2 separate regions of the Homo sapiens genome follow, and region 1 is linked to region 2. A link is an interaction called in ENCODE POLR2A ChIA-PET data of the cell type or tissue named here. Cell type or tissue: PC-9. All regions are shown on one strand. Links, peaks and the distances in the headings refer to the core of each region. The heading gives the core; the rest is flanking DNA. Region 1 holds the start of CA12 (carbonic anhydrase 12). Region 2 holds the start of APH1B (aph-1B gamma-secretase subunit).

What was found. ChIA-PET counts read pairs that join two places held together with the same protein. Peaks named below come from ENCODE experiments on the same cell type or tissue, not always from the same donor. Only the 100,000 strongest peaks of a DNase experiment are listed, where the experiment ranks them.
Region 1: POLR2A ChIA-PET joins it to region 2 with 17 read pairs; 6 of 35 experiments call an interaction of 5 or more read pairs at or near these places.

The regions. Positions count from the first base shown.
Region 1 is chr15:63,376,105-63,384,434 of GRCh38, reverse strand. It overlaps CA12 (carbonic anhydrase 12), which reads left to right and starts at 2,589. Exons shown (of 11, transcript NM_001218.5): 1 at 2,589-2,799. The coding sequence starts at 2,715. RefSeq lists enhancers at 1,865-2,384, 2,385-2,905. In PC-9, for the core only: no CTCF peak of the experiment used is centred there; no DNase peak of the experiment used is centred there; H3K4me3 peaks cover 768 bases.
Region 2 is chr15:63,270,723-63,279,020 of GRCh38, reverse strand. It overlaps APH1B (aph-1B gamma-secretase subunit), which reads right to left and starts at 1,416. Exons shown (of 6, transcript NM_031301.4): 1 at 1,285-1,416. The coding sequence starts at 1,397. LOC124903504 (a long non-coding RNA gene) reads right to left here and starts at 3,915. Exons shown (of 2, transcript XR_007064674.1): 1 at 3,659-3,915; 2 at 2,169-3,003. RefSeq lists silencers at 1,110-1,389, 1,470-1,889. In PC-9, for the core only: no CTCF peak of the experiment used is centred there; no DNase peak of the experiment used is centred there; H3K4me3 peaks cover 1,971 bases.

The sequences.
Region 1 (8,330 bases), core at 167-8,166, 110 kb before region 2:
CATGGATGGCCGTATAGAAATGTGATTGGAGAGAAGGGTGTGATCTCATAGTGATAGACTGAGGGGAACCCAGCAAGGCCTGTCCGTTCCAATTCTTCTTGACCTCTCTGTGTAGCATTGCTTTCTCCTGGGTATGGGGCAGGACCCCTCTCGAATGAGGGTCTTTAAAGGAGAAGGGAGAGGGGAGAGAGTGATGTTTCTAGATTTTATGGCTTGCTGTGGAGGAGAGGGGCTCTACTTTCTATGACCTGCCTGGGGAAGAGGGATTCTGGTTTCTATGATTCACTTAGCGGGAGAAGAAGGGGCAGGAGACAGGAGGATGGGAGAAGGTCAGAGAGACCTTGTTTCTGAGGCCTTTTCAGTTTCCTTCAGTTCAAAGTACTCAGCATGCCAAGGTGCCATACTTTGGGGTATCATGTTCTAAGCCCCCCAAAAAAGTGCCTGACACACAACGGGTGCTCAGTAAATAATGTAAGTCCCTTTCTTCTGCTGCCACCCCAAAAGAGGGACCCTCTCTCCCAGCTTCCTAGTGAGGATGGAATGATGTATTGAACCAGCATGAGTCCCATCTACTTACCCGTTACTAAGGGGAATTGTGATAAGCTCTTCATGTGTACCCCACTGTGCTGTTCTCCTATTCTCAGTTCATCTCTTTGCATCTCAACTTGGAAGGTAAGAACTTAATCAGGATGCACTGAACAATTGGCAGAAACTCATGTGAATGTAACTATCTTGTCCAGTTCCTTAACCTGTGCTAAGTCCAGGCAGGCACCTGAAGAAAAAAAAAAAAAAGCATGAAGGAGGCTTTTGCCCAAATGGCACTATACTTGGGGGATTCTGAGTAGGGCTGAAACAGCCTTTGCAAAAATTATAACTGAGGAAATTATGGCAGTGACAAAGATCAGACCTAAATGACTCAGTCTTTCTTCTAACTTTCATGCTGTCCTTATTCATTCCTGGGCATAGGCCAAACTAACCTTAGAAAGGAATTCAGTTTATGGTTTGACTCAGAAACAAAATCAATAATAGCCCTTTCCCGAAAAGACCCCCTTCTTGCCTGGGTGCCAGTCTGCCTTTGTACGATTAATCTATTAGTTACAACATTAGAAATTATGGTTTAGGGGTCCTGCGGCGTCAGGCTGCAAGAGTCTGAACCTTCCCAAGTTGCTGCTGGGGATAACATCGCTATTGTAAAATCTAACATCCTATTTTGCAGACCCTGCACTGGATGGATCAGCTGACACCACTCAGACCGTGTGTGATCTGGCTCAACCAGTTCTGCGATCCCACCCAGGAACAGAAGACTGCAAGAAAACGTTACTTCAACCCCCCTGTGATCCCATCTGCAACCTGACCAATCAGCACTCCCCAAGTCCCAAGCCCCTATCTGCCAAATTATCTTTAAAAACTCCCAGAGGCAGGGTGCAGTGGTTCAACGCCTGTAATCCCAGCACTTTAGGTGGATCACGAGATCAAGAGATCAAGACCAGCCTGGCCAACATGGTGAAACCCCGTCTCTACTAAAAATACAAAAATTAGCTGGGTGTGGCGGCGCGTGCCTGTAATCCCAGCTACCCAGGAGGCTGAGGCAGGAGAATCGCTTGAACCCGTGAGGCAGAGGTTGCAGTGAGCCAAGACCATGCCACTGCATTTCAGCCTGGGCGACAGAGGGAGACTCCGTCTGAACAAACAAACAAACAAACAACTCCCGGAATGCTTGGGGAGACTGATTTGAGTACTGGAATCCCAGTACTTTAGGAGGCCAAGGTAGGTGGATCATTTGAGGTCAGGAGTTCCAGACCAGCCTGGCCAACATGGTGAAACCCCGTCTCTACTAAAATTAGAAAAATTAGCCGGGTGTGGTGGTGGGCGCCTGTAATCCCAGCACTTTGGGAAGCCAAGGCAGGTGAATTATCTGAGGTCGGGAGTTTAAGGCCAGCCTTAAACTGGCGAAACCCCGCCTCTACTAAAAATACAAAAATTATCTGGGCATGGTGGCATGTGCCTGTAATCCCAGCTACTCGGGAGGCTGAGGCAGGAGAATCGCTTGAACCCGGGAGGCGGAGGTTGCAGTGAGCCGAGATCACGCTATTGCACTCCGGCCTGGGCAACAGAGCGAGACTCCGTCTCAAACAAACAAACAAAGGAACGAAAACCTCCGGTCTCCGGCACGGCAAGCTCTGCGTGAATTACTTTCTCCATTGCAACTCCCCTGTCTTGATAAATGGGCTCTGTCTAAGCAGCGGGCAAGGTGAACTCGTTGGGCTGTTACAGGACCAGTGACAGACCAAGGGCATGCCACTGAAGGAATCCCTAGACGCACCCTTCTGGATGTGAGACAGGCGGATCTCACCCACGCCTGCCAGCAGCTCCTCGGAGAACTGTGTTCCTGGGTCAGCCCTGGCCCAGAGGAGCGCCGGGGACCCGCAGAGTGCTGCTGAAGTCAAGGCTACAACTCACCTAGGATCTGGGGCGCCAGCCCTCCGGTGGGCAGGGCGTTCTCCTCCCCCACCCCCTCCCCGCACGATGACATCAAGTGTTTGGCGTTGAGTTGCTCCATAAAAGCTGCCCGGGGAAGCCAGGAGAGCGAAGGGCGGACGTACTCGCCACGGCACCCAGGCTGCGCGCACGCGGTCCCGGTGTGCAGCTGGAGAGCGAGCGGCCACCGGGAGCCCCCGGCACAGCCCGCGCCCGCCCCGCAGGAGCCCGCGAAGATGCCCCGGCGCAGCCTGCACGCGGCGGCCGTGCTCCTGCTGGTGATCTTAAAGGAACAGCCTTCCAGCCCGGCCCCAGTGAACGGTAAAGTTTCCGCCTGCTTCTTTCCTAACACTCCTGAGCGCTCAGCCGCCCCTGGGCTGAAGGCTCTTCAATGATAAAGTAAAATCATTGCTGCGGGGAGCAGGGAAGGTGTAGTACCAAATAGTAGATTCTCAAGAAAGGATGCTCCGTTTTCCTTTGCTGAGGTTGGGTCGGGAAGCACGTTGCTTTCTAGTGGCGCTTGGCGCAGATTTGGTGTTAAAATGTTTGCGTGTACTCCCGGGCACCGCCAGCTCTGAAGATGTGGCTTGGGAACTTGCTAACCAGGGAGGAGATGCAAAGCCAAGATTTAAAACAGCGTTCCCCTGATCCACGTTTAGAAAGTAGAGACATGACTGTGGCATTCTGATTGGGGTAAGCACAGAGAAAGGTTTGCTGTGCCCCTGTGCAGAACCCGCAGACAGTGGTAGGCGCTTTTCTTTGGAGGAGAGGATCTTTACCATTAAGTCTTACCTACAAGTCAAAGGGATGATGCATCCCATTCTTAATCATTGTTTTTCTCCAGGAGGGCTCTACTATGCTGAATGTACGTGTGTGTGCACGTACACACACACACGCACGCGCGCACGCACACAAACCACACACACACACACACACACACACACAGCATATTTCTGATTGTAATTAGAACACTAAATCCCAAAAGGCTGGAGGCTGAGGGACTGAATGGAGGCTCCGTGGAGTGACAGGAGGAGGTGGCAGAGGGGACCTGAACTGTGGGCTCACGCCGGGCCAGTGAGCTAACACGTGTACAGCCAAGGCTGGTTCATTAATCTTTTGGAATAAGAAAGTGATTTTGGACCGAAAGTGATTTTACTGGCTGAAACTAGATTCTTCCTGGCGAGGCAGTGGTGGTGGGAAATGTGTCCTGCTCAGCAGCATAAAAGCTCTGAGCCTCCTCTCTTGGAGGTCACAGTGCCCATGGGGAAGGGCAGGGGAGCCAGGCTGTGGATAACTCTTAATTAAATTCCAGTCAACTAGCTGGCATGATGTGCTTGATATTATCTCCCTCATCTGGTCAGGGAGAAACAGAAGCGATGTAACAGAAGTTGGGAGAAAGGAGCGATGTAAAAGTGAAAATCAAGTTTTAAAACCACAAACTTTACATGTTTCCTTTTACGAAAGCTGCACTGAGACCAAAGTTTCCCTGGAAATCTCTTTAGTCCTAAGTTGCTCCAAGACCAAAGGGAGAAACAGCCATTAGTTGGCCCTCTTTCCTATAGCTGGTTGCTCCTCTCACTCTGGGGCAGCTCTGCCTCCCTTCTCTCTCTTTTCCTGCCCTTCCCTGTTCTCTTCCCTCCCTCCCCTTCCTTTCTTCCCTACTTTCCCTGCTCTTCCTCTTCCCTCTCCCTTTCCCTCCTCCTTATCTCCTCTCCCAATTCTCCAAGTTGGGACTGGGGAAGTTTGTAGTCAAAACTCCACTTTCGCCTCACTCTGAGGAAGGAGACTGCCTACCCCTGGGTAGAGCACAGCTTTTATTCTGTAAATTCTCATGCAGTTTCCTTGGGTTTTTAACTGCCTTAGAGGACAGGTCAAAGCAAAAATCACTGAGGTGTAGAATGTCAGCATGAACCCAAAGTTGGAGGTGGAGAGGAGTTAAGCTGAGTAATGGGGTCAAAGTGTGATCTGCTCTCTGCCTGGTGCATTTAAACTTCCAGCATTGGAGAATGTTCAAGAACAATGTCAGGGGCCCAGGAGGGAGCATAATAATGTGAAGTCAAGTGTCTTCTGGAGAAACCCTTGGAATTCTTAGTTGCCGTGGCTTTGGGGGGCATTTCAGTGAATTCTGCAGAGCTTGCCCTGCCCAAACCTGGTGTGGAGAGCCAGGCAGTCTTGGGCTACCCAGGAGATGGTTACTCAGGGAAAGTTCTAGCACCCAGCACAGGAAGCAGGCAGGGCCCAGGACCTCTGATATGGATCTTGGTAAATACCATTTTCTCTGGGCATTCCCTCCAGGGGAACCTCCCTGCCCAGTACCAGCTGGGTCTGCAGGTTCTAACAGGTTTCAGGCTGAGCCTCCCAGGTTTCCCAGATGGAACAGATAACCTTCCTTGGGAAGGAAACTATTCCCCTCCAGGAAGGGCCTGCTCCCTCAGGATGCCACTGAGGCCTTGGCCTGGCCTCGCTTGTGGAATCAGTTTAATCCTTTTAAGCCTTCTGTTCTTACAGCTAGAAGTGGGGAACCAGGGGGTGCAATTCCTGAATAAAGCACACTTTCGTGCGCGTGCACACACACACACGCACACATACACACACTTTTAGAGAGACTTCCTGAGGTCAGAGCTGAGCTGGGGCCCTGATCCTCACCCGATGAACCCCCTTGACTCACCATCCTCACTTACAACGCCGCTTCTCCCCAGCCCTCCAGCTCCTGAGCCCCTCCAGACACTGCCATTTATACCCAAAGTGCCGAGTCTGGAGTCCCAAGCCAGCTCACTCACAGAGAGGAGGGCAGGGAATGTTGCTCTGGAGGCTGCTGCCTTTCAACAAGTCCCCAGTCCTATGTCACCACCGCGACCTCACAGTCCCAGATGTCCACTCTATGACTTTTAGCCCTGAGCTTTCCAGAGTGTGATGCTGAGGCCTCATCTGAGGATGAGAACTCCAACAACAGGGAAAACCTTGATTAGCGAGCCCTGGGAGGGTAGCAGAAGATGTAGGGTATAAGGCTATGATTTGAATGTGAGCAGGTACAATGCAAACTGCTGGCAAGGCAGCAGTGCTCAGGCAGCAGATGTGTTTCTAGTGGCCTCCAGGATCACTGGAGTGGCCTGTGCCTCCTCAGGGGAAAAGTAAGGGTGAACTCCTCTGTTATTTGTGGAATTTTACATCCTGGGCCTCCAACTGTTCTGCCTGCTAAGAGGTAATGATCTGGCTTATTATATCTCTAAGGTCTGGGATTACATCTTAATAATGAACCTCTCACACAAAAGACTGAAGAAAATGTCCAGAAGAGGTTTTATGTCTTCTATAGCTTGGTTTGAAAGCAATGCTTTCTTTATTTTTTTTCATTGTTGTTTCAGCAAAGGGGTGAGCAGTAAACTTGGGGGTCACATACAAGTTTGGTTTCCCCGTGGTTCTGAATGTCTAATTACTAATTCAAGGGAGGTTGATCTTGGGACCCTCAACTCTCAATGCACCCATAGCTGGTTTCAGGGGAGTCTGTGGACCTTCTGAAATGACTTGTATATAAAACTTTATGTGTCTAAGCTTAGGGAAATTTTTTTTTTGAGACAGAGTCTCGCTCTGTCACCCATTCTGGAGTGCAATGGCACAATCTCAGCTCACTGCAACCTCCGCCTCCCGGGTTCAAGCAATTCTCCTGCCTCAGCCTCCCCAGCAGCTGGGATTACAGGCACCCGCCACCACGCCTGCCTAATTTTTGTATTTTTAGTAGAGACAGGGTTTCACCATGTTGGCCAGGCTGGTCTCGAACTCCTGACCTCAGGCGATCTGCCTGTCTTGGTCTTCCAAAGTGCTGGGATTACAGGGGTGAGCCACCGTACCCAGCCAGCTTAGGGAAATTTTTACTGGGAGAGGTCCATAATACTCATCGGATACTCCAGGGGGTCTGGACTCCTCCACTTAACTACTCCAAAGATTGAGGAGACTTGAAGATTCCCTAAGTTCATGGCACTAATGCTAAATTAATGGTAAATGCGGTGGGACTCCTTCCAGTGGGAATATGATATTGGTCAGGACACTTCACCTTGGTGGACTTTCATTTCCTCACCTACAAAAGGAGGAGATGGGCTATGAGTGTAAGAAAGAGATCTGAACTCTTCTCTTCCAGGGTGGGATGTCAATAAATAATGCCTAAACATAAAACAATCAAGGTAAAACAATATTAGCATGTTATATAGAGATATGGAGATAATAGCAAAAGAATCATTTTAAAAAGATCCAAAGTGGTTGCTCTAGGGAGCAGTACATGGTTAGGGAATGTCAGGGAACTGAGGTTTTTGTTACACAGCTTTGTAGAACCATCTGACTTTCTAAACCACGTGCAAGTGTAATTTGATAAAAATTACCAATTACATTGGAAAATTAAAAACAAAATTAATTACAAACACTGAGGCAAAGAAATGGAACAGAATAACAAAAAATATGAGATTAAACCGGCTTTTTTTTAAAAAAAAAGCCAAGTTCACTTTTTAACTTTTAAAAAACACAATTTCCTTAAGTAGGAAATGCCAGGAGTGATAAGTGACCAGATTGCTTGTCACTTAAGTTTTACTGCAAACTAATTCCCACGAGAGAAAGGGGATGTGAGGTGCTTCCCCACAAGGGTACGCTTTTCCATCTGTACCCTTGTGGGTCGAGAACCACGGAGACCCTGGGAAAAGTTGGGAGGCAGGGATTTAGGAGTTGCACAGTCCCCTCATTGGATGAGTCACCTGAGACACACAGTGGGATGCTTCTCTACTCAGGGTCCCTTCCTCGGAGGTGAAGAGGAAGGCCGGCAGGCAGGGTCACAAGAGCACAGCTCTGCACTTGTGAAAAAGACCTTTTTTGACATAGGAACGAAGAACATTTATGCATGAAGAGTGTGGAGTGCGAAGTAGTGGGTGACTTTTGTTCTCTTTCTGGCAGAACTTTGCCTACACATTCCTACTACCCCTGGAATTCTAACTCAGATGTGGGTAGCAGCTTCCTCAAAGAGAAACTTTTTCCCAGCTGGGTGCTGTGGCTCACACCTGTAATCCCAGCCCTTTGGGAGGCTGGAGTGGGCAGATCGCTTGAGCCCAGGAGTTTGAGATCAGCCTGGGCAACATGGTGAAACTCCATCTCTGTGAAAAATACAAAAATTAGCCAGGTGTGGTGGTGCGCGCCTGTAATCCCAGCTACTAGGGAGGCTGAGGTGGGAGGATTGCTTGAGCCCAGGAGGTTGAGGCTGCAGTGAGCTGCGATCACACCACTGTACTCCAGTGACAGAGTGAGACCCTGTCTCACAAAAAGAAAGAGAAAGAGAGAAAGAAAAAGAAAAAGAAGAAAGAGAGAGAGCGAGAGAGAGAGAAAGAAAGAAAGAAAGAAAGAAAGAAAGAAAGAAAGAAAGAAAGGAAAGAAAGAGAGTGGGAGGGGAGAGACAGAGAGAGAGAGAAAATGTAAAGTGGGAAAAAGCAAGACACAGAACACTATTTCCAGTATGCCAATGTTTGTGTGAGGAGAAAGAGGGAGATCAATGCATATGTGTGTGTAGCCATGCCATGAAAGGGCTCCCAATCATCAGCTAACCTCCTTGTCTAATGGAAGCAGGGAAGGTAGAGTGGGAAGAAGAGCTTCTACTGTATATACCATTTGATGGCTTTTGGGTTTTGAGCCACATGAAATTATTGCCTATTCAGGTAATAAAGTTTAGCTTCTCTAAGATGTCTGGAAGGCACCTGCTCAAGAACCCCCTCCTGCTTCCATGAGCCTCTGCATGAACCAACTGCCTGTGCTGCTGACTGGAGCACAGTTGCCCTGAGAAGCTGCTGTTCTGATGCAGACTCAGAAAAAGTTTCAATTTGGCC
Region 2 (8,298 bases), core at 1-8,000:
GTGATACTCTGATCAGTTGTTCTTAACGGTGCATTTTCCTTGGTGAGACAAACGTGTCCAAGAGGAAGGCTGAGGTTTCCCAACAATTACTTTTTTCAATGACCCTGCTACTTGCAAGTACATCTGCAGACTCTATCTGCCAAGGACTATCTAGCTAGAAACTTGGTTATTTGCTACTCTTTCTAATCAATGCTCTGCCCATTGATGAGCCAAAACAAGAAAATACACAACCCTGATTACTGCAATTTTCATATTCTTAAAACTTACAAGAAATTATGGATTTACTGATCAGATATCTGCAAAGATGAGTATCTTTTCCAGAAAAATATCTACATCTCTATTAATAAAGTGACTGGTATAAAATTCAACTTGAAAACCTGTGTTCTGATCTGGATCAGTATCCAAGCCCTCCAGGTCTTACAGCACCCCTGGGGATTCTAATGATTATAGCAAGCTTTACAGACCCTTCCCAAATCTCTATTATTTTTAAAATGACATGCAGCGAAGCACTTTCAATACGTTTGTGGGAGGTGAAGAAACGCAGAAAAGCGGGAATCATTGGCCTAGTCTGGTGCCAAGAGAGACTCATCAGAGGAGGGGGGATGTGGTATGTGCAAGTAAGAGGCAGGTGATGACTGCGATGGGACACCAGAGTCCGGTATTTACCAAGCTCCCAGAAGGAGACGCACAGTCAGGTGCTTCGGTGTTTTTACAGGTTTCCACCCTTCGGCTGCACAACGGAACCATCCAAAAGGAGCTTAAATTTTTTTTTTTTTTTCTGAAGCCCGAATCCCATCCCCTAGACATTCTGATTCAATGGATCGGGGTGGGGGTGGGCATCGGCATGTTTTAAAGCACCTGGCCACAGGTGATTCTAATAGGCGGAAGTCGCGCACTACTATCCTAAACGCCAATGGTTTTTAACCCTTTGGGGATTACACATGCCTTTGAGAATCTGAGGGAAATTAGGGACTCCCCCTCCAGAAAATGAAGGATGCATATATGAACTTATCCATAATTTTTTTATACAACTTTAGTAGCTTCACGGATCACTAAACCCCACCCATGAGCCCCAGGCAAAAGGCCCTGACCCCCAGTGTGCGCTTCTTCCTAAGAGGGCGAGGCGCCTTTGGGGAGCCGGATCTCCGCTCTCCCCCTCTCAACCCTCCTCCCGTCTGAAACGCAACAAGGTCGAGCCGCGCGGTGGGGGCGCCGAGGGTCGCGGGTAACCCCAGCGGGGGAGGGGAGCCCCGGCGTCCGGGTTTCCCGACGCGACCGCCTCACCCGGCGATGAGGAAGATGATACGCAACGGCTCGGTGGCGATGGTGAAGACATAAAGGGCGAGCGCAGGCCCGAAGGCAATGAAGGCGCAGCCGAAGAACACGGCCGCAGTCATGGCCACCGCGGAAACCGACCCGGGGGCCCGTTGGGGACGCGAGATGCTCCCGGCGCGGGCGGGGTTCGGTGGGTGGGGCTCGGGGTGGGGGGCTAAGCGGGACGCGGGGGGCGGGGCGCGGCTCATGGGCAGGCACGGGGACGGGGGCGGGGCTCGGGGGCGGGGCACGTGGGGGCGGGGGCGGGGCTCGGAGGCGGGGTACGTGGGTCGCGGGGCGAGGCGGGGCGTGGGGGTAAACGCTAGGGCCTGGGGGACTGGGCGGGGCGTGGGCTGAGGGCGCCGGGCGCAGGGGCGGGCTCAAGGCGGTGAGCGCGGACCCCACCGTTGGGCCCTCCGCCCTACCGGGTGTCCGGAAGCGCCAGGGCCACGCCGCAGCTCCTGCTCCCGAGGCGGGCGTCCTCGGCGACGTTAGGGCCCCAGCCATCGCCGCAGCCCCACAGATACACTCCGATCGGGTTCCAGTGCCGGCCGCGAGGTGGTTAAGAGAAGGGAAGCTCCCTAGCCCACCTTCGAGCCGCATGCACCGAGAACAGGCAGAGATTCCAAGTCAACCAAAGAGACTAAACAAAAATGTAGCGCAGGAACAAGCAGGATTCCTTTTTAAATAGGTTTTTTTTTTTTTTTAAGCACATTTTACCGTTTGGATAGTTGCGGGAACTTCGTACTCCATCCTGTATAAAACCTAGGCTGGGATAGCAGTGACCCCGGGGATAACCCACAGATGGTAAAATGATGAAAGAGTGGTGGAAGAAGCTGCCCTTCTCAGGGCTGTTTCAGCCAAATGGTTTTTATTTTTTTCCCAATTCTTCAAAAGGGTTGTTTTTGCAGGCATTCTGTGACCACCCTACAAGCAATAGTAACATCTCCCTGCTCCGTCTTCTCACAGTCGTCCATTTCACTTGCTTATTTTTCTTCCCCGTTAAAACGCGAACTCCTGGGGGACAGGGACTTTGCTTTGCTCTTTGTTGTTTCCTCAGCACCTAGAAGTTCACTAATATCTGTTCAATAAGTGAAATAATTTAAAAGGTGGAAGTTATAAACATCTATATTAACAATTTCTGAAAGGTTTAAAAATTAAAACTTAAGTTCTCTGATCATTCACATCCAAGTTAGATTTTTCTTTATGTTGAATAATACTTCGTCGGTTATTTTGATCAGTGTGCCTGACACAGGTAAGTGCTATGTAAGTATTAACCACTCCTACATAATGTCCATCATGAATAAAGATTTTGGCAATCCACATTTAAAAAAACACCAGTAGACAAATGTTGGGACCTGACAGATGTTTTGCAGCTCGCCCCTGAAAATGCACCTTCAAATAATACAACTGCAGGTATTTAATTCTTACAGAAAAACATTACCTTTGCCCATTTAAAAGTCATATATATTTCCATTCACTCCCACAGAATACTTCTTCAGATTCCAGTGATTGTATTTTGAATGGTCAGATCCCAGCACAATACCTATCAAAACTCGGGTCGAGACAACAGTTCAGAGTGATAGATCTGCTTTGTAAAGATATGGAAAATGAGCTTCCAGACTGGAGGTCCTCAGTGCAACGCAGGCATGAGATGGCAGTGGCCTGATTCAGGGAATTAGCAGGACTCTGGAGGGAAGCAGACAAATTTAATAGAAGTTTAGGAATTGTACAAACAGAATTTAGTGACTAATGAGCTACATAGAGTGAGATGGGGGAAGAGTCAAGGATGAGGGCTTCTAGAGGGTTCGGGCTTAAGTGGATGCTGTGGAGACAGGAGGAGGAGAGAATATGGCAAAGTAGACACGATAATGAGTACCATTTTGTTATTTTGTTGTTACTGTTTTGGAGACATAGTCTCACTCTGTCGCCCAGGCTGGAGTGCAGTGGTGTGATCTCAGCTCACTGCAACCTCTGCCTCCCGAGTTCAAGCAATTATCCTGCCTCAGCCTCCAGAGTAGCTGGGACTATAGGCACGCGCCACCATGCCTGGGTTATTTTCGTATTTTAGTAGAGACAGTGTGAACAATGTTGGCCAGGCCAGTCTCGAACTCCTGGCCTCAAGTGACTTGCCCACCTCGGCCTCCCAAAGTGCTGGGATTACAGGCATGAGCCACCGTGCCTGGCCTTCATTTTGGATGCCTTGAGACTGAGATACTTGTAGCACTCCAAATGGAGGTGTTCAGTAGGCAACTACATATACAGGATCAGGAGAGAAATGGACTGAACATCAGAGCTGAGACCAGAATACCTGAAGCCGTGAGAGTATATAGAATAGAATTACCTAGATAGCTAGTAAAGCCAGAACAAGGCCTATGTCAGAACACCAACATTAAAGGTATGAGGAGAAGAGGAACCTCATAAGAAACTGAAAAGGAGTGGCCAAGAGGGTAACAAGAAAACTGGGGGAATGTGGTGCTGTGGAAGCCAAGGGGAAAACATTTCAGAAAGAAGGGCTGTCGAGAGGTTAAGTAGCCATGCACAGTGGCTCACGCCTGTAATCCCAGCACTTTGGGAGGCTGAGGCAGGCGGATCACTTGAGGTCAGGAGTTTGAGACCAGCCTGGCCAACATGGTGAAACCCTGCCTCTACTAAAAATACAAAAATTAGCTGGGCGTGGTGGCAGACACCTGTAATCCCAGCTACTCAGGAGGCTGAGACAGAAGAATCACTTGAACCTGGGAGGCAGAGGTTGCAGTGAGCCAAGACTGCGCCACTGTACTCCAGCCTGGGCCACAGAGTGAGACTCCTCCATCTCAAAACAAACAAAAAACAAAACAACAACAACAACAACAAAAGCTACCAGTGAATTATGTCCACTGGATTTAGCCATACAGAGGTCATCAGTGACCCAGACATAGGGGTAAAAGGCAGTCTGTAAAATCTTCTCACATTAATGTGTGGTAAGAAAAAAAAGGAAAGAGGAAAAAATGGAGAAATTTAGCTTTAGAGGAGAGGAGACAGGACACCAGCTGAAGGAAGACAGGAAATGGAGGGATCCTCAGAGTACCCACCCAGTTTCCTTGGTAACGAGTGATGCAATTTCGATCCTGCTGTGATGCTGAAGGTCGGAGTGAAGTTACCAGCCCTATAAGAGTCAACCCTAGGACCCAGCTTTCAAGCAGCACTGGTTTTGTTGATGGTACAAGATGAGAGTCTTAACTACATTCTCTTAGAGTTTTTTCAACTTCAGCTTGCACACAATATTCACAAGTAAATTTTTTTAAAGGCAATGCAAGAGGAAGTGGCTGGGTACAGTGGCTCACGCCTGTAATCCCAGCACTTTGGGAGGCTGAGGTGGGCAGATCACTTGAGGTCAGGAGTTTGAGACCAGTCTAGCCAATATGGTGAAACCCCATCTCTACTAAAAATGCAAAAATTAACTGGGCGTGGTGGCATACACCTGTAGTCCCAGCTACTCAGGAGGCGAAGGCACTAGAATTGCTTGAACCCGGGAGGCAGAGGTTGCAGTGAGCCAAGATCATGCCACTGCACTCCAGCCTGGGTGACAGAGCGAGACTCCAACTCAAAAGTAAATAAGTAAATAAATAAGGGCAATGCAAGAGGAAGAAACCTTAAGAAACAAAAACGAGGGCAAATATTGGTCATAAGAAATCAGATAAAGAATTACTACCTAGTTTATACTAAGTGTCCATGTTTATAATGCCAAGTTGATTTAATTTATATTCCAAATTTATAAACCATAAAACTAAATACCTTCATTGAGATATCAGAGAGAAAATTGCAATGATGGTAGAGTATCAAATGATCTATGTTAGAGAAATTACCAGTGTTTTCTTAGAATTTTAGAGCTAGGAAAGGACATAGAGATTATCCAATATAATTTTTTTTAAAAGCAAACAGAGGATACAACAAGCCTAGAAAATACTCCATTACTGAGCAGCAGAACCCACTTGGAACCTGGAAGTCTTGATTTCTAGTTCAGGCCTCTTTTTGCTAGATCCAGCTGCCTCAGTTGAAGCCTGAGACATTTTGATAATTTATTGACTAATGTGACTACCTATTTGAAATATTTCCCTAAAATTTCATTGCAATATTTACTCATAAGGAACAAAAACTCATTTCATGTATTTAGCAGTTGCTATTCTTAACCACAGCAATTTCTGTTTTTCTTTCATGTCATCACCCAACTACTTTCACCTTAGGCGAATGTATATTTATTTATTTTAATTTATTATTTATTTATTTTATTTGCTATGGTGCATTCTCATATATCCCTGGAACTAATAACGGAACACCAATCTTGAGGGTTGGAATCATGAAGTGGGAGAGAAGGTTTACTGAATTTATCAATACCTAAACAACATTCTGGGTGATCTTATTAAAAGCAAATCCTTCTATACTTAATAAAGATTAATATAGTGTAAGATACAACACAGATTAAGATAGTATAAGGCAGTGGTCCCCAACCTTTTTGGTAGCAGGGACTGGTTTCGTGGAAGACAATTTTTCCATGGACTGTGGGTTGGGGTGATGGGGATGGTTTCAGGATGAAACTGTTCCACCTCAGATCATCAGGCATTAGATTCTCATAAGGAGCACAAAACCTAGATCCCTCACATGCACAATTCATGATAGGTTTCACACTCCTATGAGAATCTAATGCCGCCATTGATCTGGCAGGAGGCAGAGTTCAGGCAGTAATGCTTACTGGCCTGCCGCTCACCTCCTGCTGTGTGGCCCAGTACCTATCCATGTCCCCAGAACTGGGGACCCCTGTAAGGTATTTAACAAAGATTAAAAGATAAGAACCAGAATAAAGAGCATATAAGGCCAAGGTGGGAGGATTGCTTGAGCCCAGGACTTCAAGACCAGCCTAGGCAACATGGTGAAACCCCATTTCTACAAAAAATACAAAAATCAGGCCAGGCGCAGTGACTCATACCTGTAATCCCAGCACTTTGGGAGGCTAAGGCAGGCAGATCACCTGAGGTCAGGAGTTTGAGACCAGCCTGGCCAACATGGGGAAAACCCATCTACTAAAAATACAAAAATTGGCTGGACATGGTGGTTCACGCCTGTAATCCCAGCACTTGGGGAGGCTGAGGTGAGCGGACTGCCTGAGCTCATGAGTTCGCAACCAGCCTGCGCAACATGGTGAAACCGCGTCTCTACTAAAATACAAAAAATTAGCTGGGCGTGGTGGCAGGCACCTGTAGTCCCAGCTACTCCGGAGGCTGGGGAGGAGAATCTCTTGAACCCAGGAGGTGGAGGTGGCAGTGAGCCGAGATCACGCCACTGCACTCTGGCCTGGGCAACAGAGCGAGACTCCGTCTCAAAAACAAAAACAAAAAACAAAACCAAGAAACAAAAAAGTTAGCCGGCCCTGGTGGCACACGCTTGTAATCCCAGCTACTCAGGAGGCTGAGGCAGGAGAACAGTTTGAACCTGGAAGGTGGAGGTTGCAGTGAGCCAAGATCGTGCCACTGCACTCCAGCCTGGGCGACAAAGCAAATCTCTGTCTCAAAAAAAAAAAAAAAAAAAATTAGCCAGGCGTGATGGCCCACGCCTATAGTCCCAACTACTCATGAGGCTGCGGTGGGAGGATTGCTTGAGCCCAGGAGGTCGAGGCTGCAGTGAGCTAAGATTGCACCACTGCACTTCAGCCTGGATGACAGAGTGAAACTGTCTGAAAGTAAATGGAGAACAAAACTTCTAAATTACACTTAGCTCCCAAATTACACTTCACTTACTTCATGGGCAAGTTAATTTTGATGATGACTGAAGTACTGATTCTCTCATTTATGTATTATTATTTTGACACAGAATCTCACTTCAGTCGCCCAGGCTGGAGTGCAGTGGCACTATCACAGCTCACTGCAGCCTAACCTCCTGGGCACAAGCGATCCTCCCACTTCAGCCTCCTGAGTAGCTGGGACTACGGGTGCGTGCCACCGCACCTGGATAATTTTTGTATTTTTTTGTAGAGACAGGGTTTTTCCATGTTGCCCAGGCTGGTCTCCAACACCTGAGCTCAAGTGATCCACCTGCCTCAGCCTCCCGGAGTTTTGGGATTACAGGCATGAGCCACTGTGCCAGGCGATTCTTTCATTTATTAAACACCTACCATGTGCCAAGCCCCTTACTGGGTATGGTAGATACAAAAACTAAAGACACAACTCCCACCCTTCAGGAGCCTAGAGTCTATCTAGTAGAGAAGGAAAGTAAATAGTCAACTCAAATCCATGTGGTGAGTGACACTTGGGGCATACACAGAGGCTTCTAAGCAGAGGGGGGGTTGTAGCTAAAATCTTGCCAGAGAAACCCTCAGTGAGTCTTTTTTTTTTTTTTTTTTGAGACAGAGTGTCGCTCTGTTGCCCAGGCTGGGTGCAGTGGCATGATCTTGGCTCACTGCAAACTCCACCTCCTGGGTTCAAGTGATTCTCCTGCCTCAGCCTCTTCAGTAGCTAGGATTACAGGCGCCCACCACCATGCCTGGCTATTTTTGTATTTTTGGTAGAGATGGGGTTTCACCATGTTGGCCAGGCTGGTCTCGAACTCCTGACCTCAAATGATCTGCCCGCCTCGGCCTCCCAAAGTGCTGGGATTATAGGCATGAGCCACCATGCCCTGCCCCTCAGTGAGTCTTGAAAGTAAGCGGAGGCCAGCCAAGTAAAGAAGCAGAAGTCGGCAGAAGGAGCAATGTAAGCAAAGGAATAAAATGATATGATGTGCTGGGGAACTGCAATTACTCATGAGGTTCAAAGGAAGAGTATGAGTTAAGGCATGACGAGATTTAAGGCTGGAGAGAAAGATGTGGGGATGGCAAAGGACTTTGTTTGCCATGCAAAGGAGTTTTTATCCCAAGGTTAGGCAGTACCACTAAAGCATTATATGTAGCGGGGACAGGATAAGATGCCACCTGTAAAACTCAGCACTGTGAAAACTGGATTGGAGGAAAAT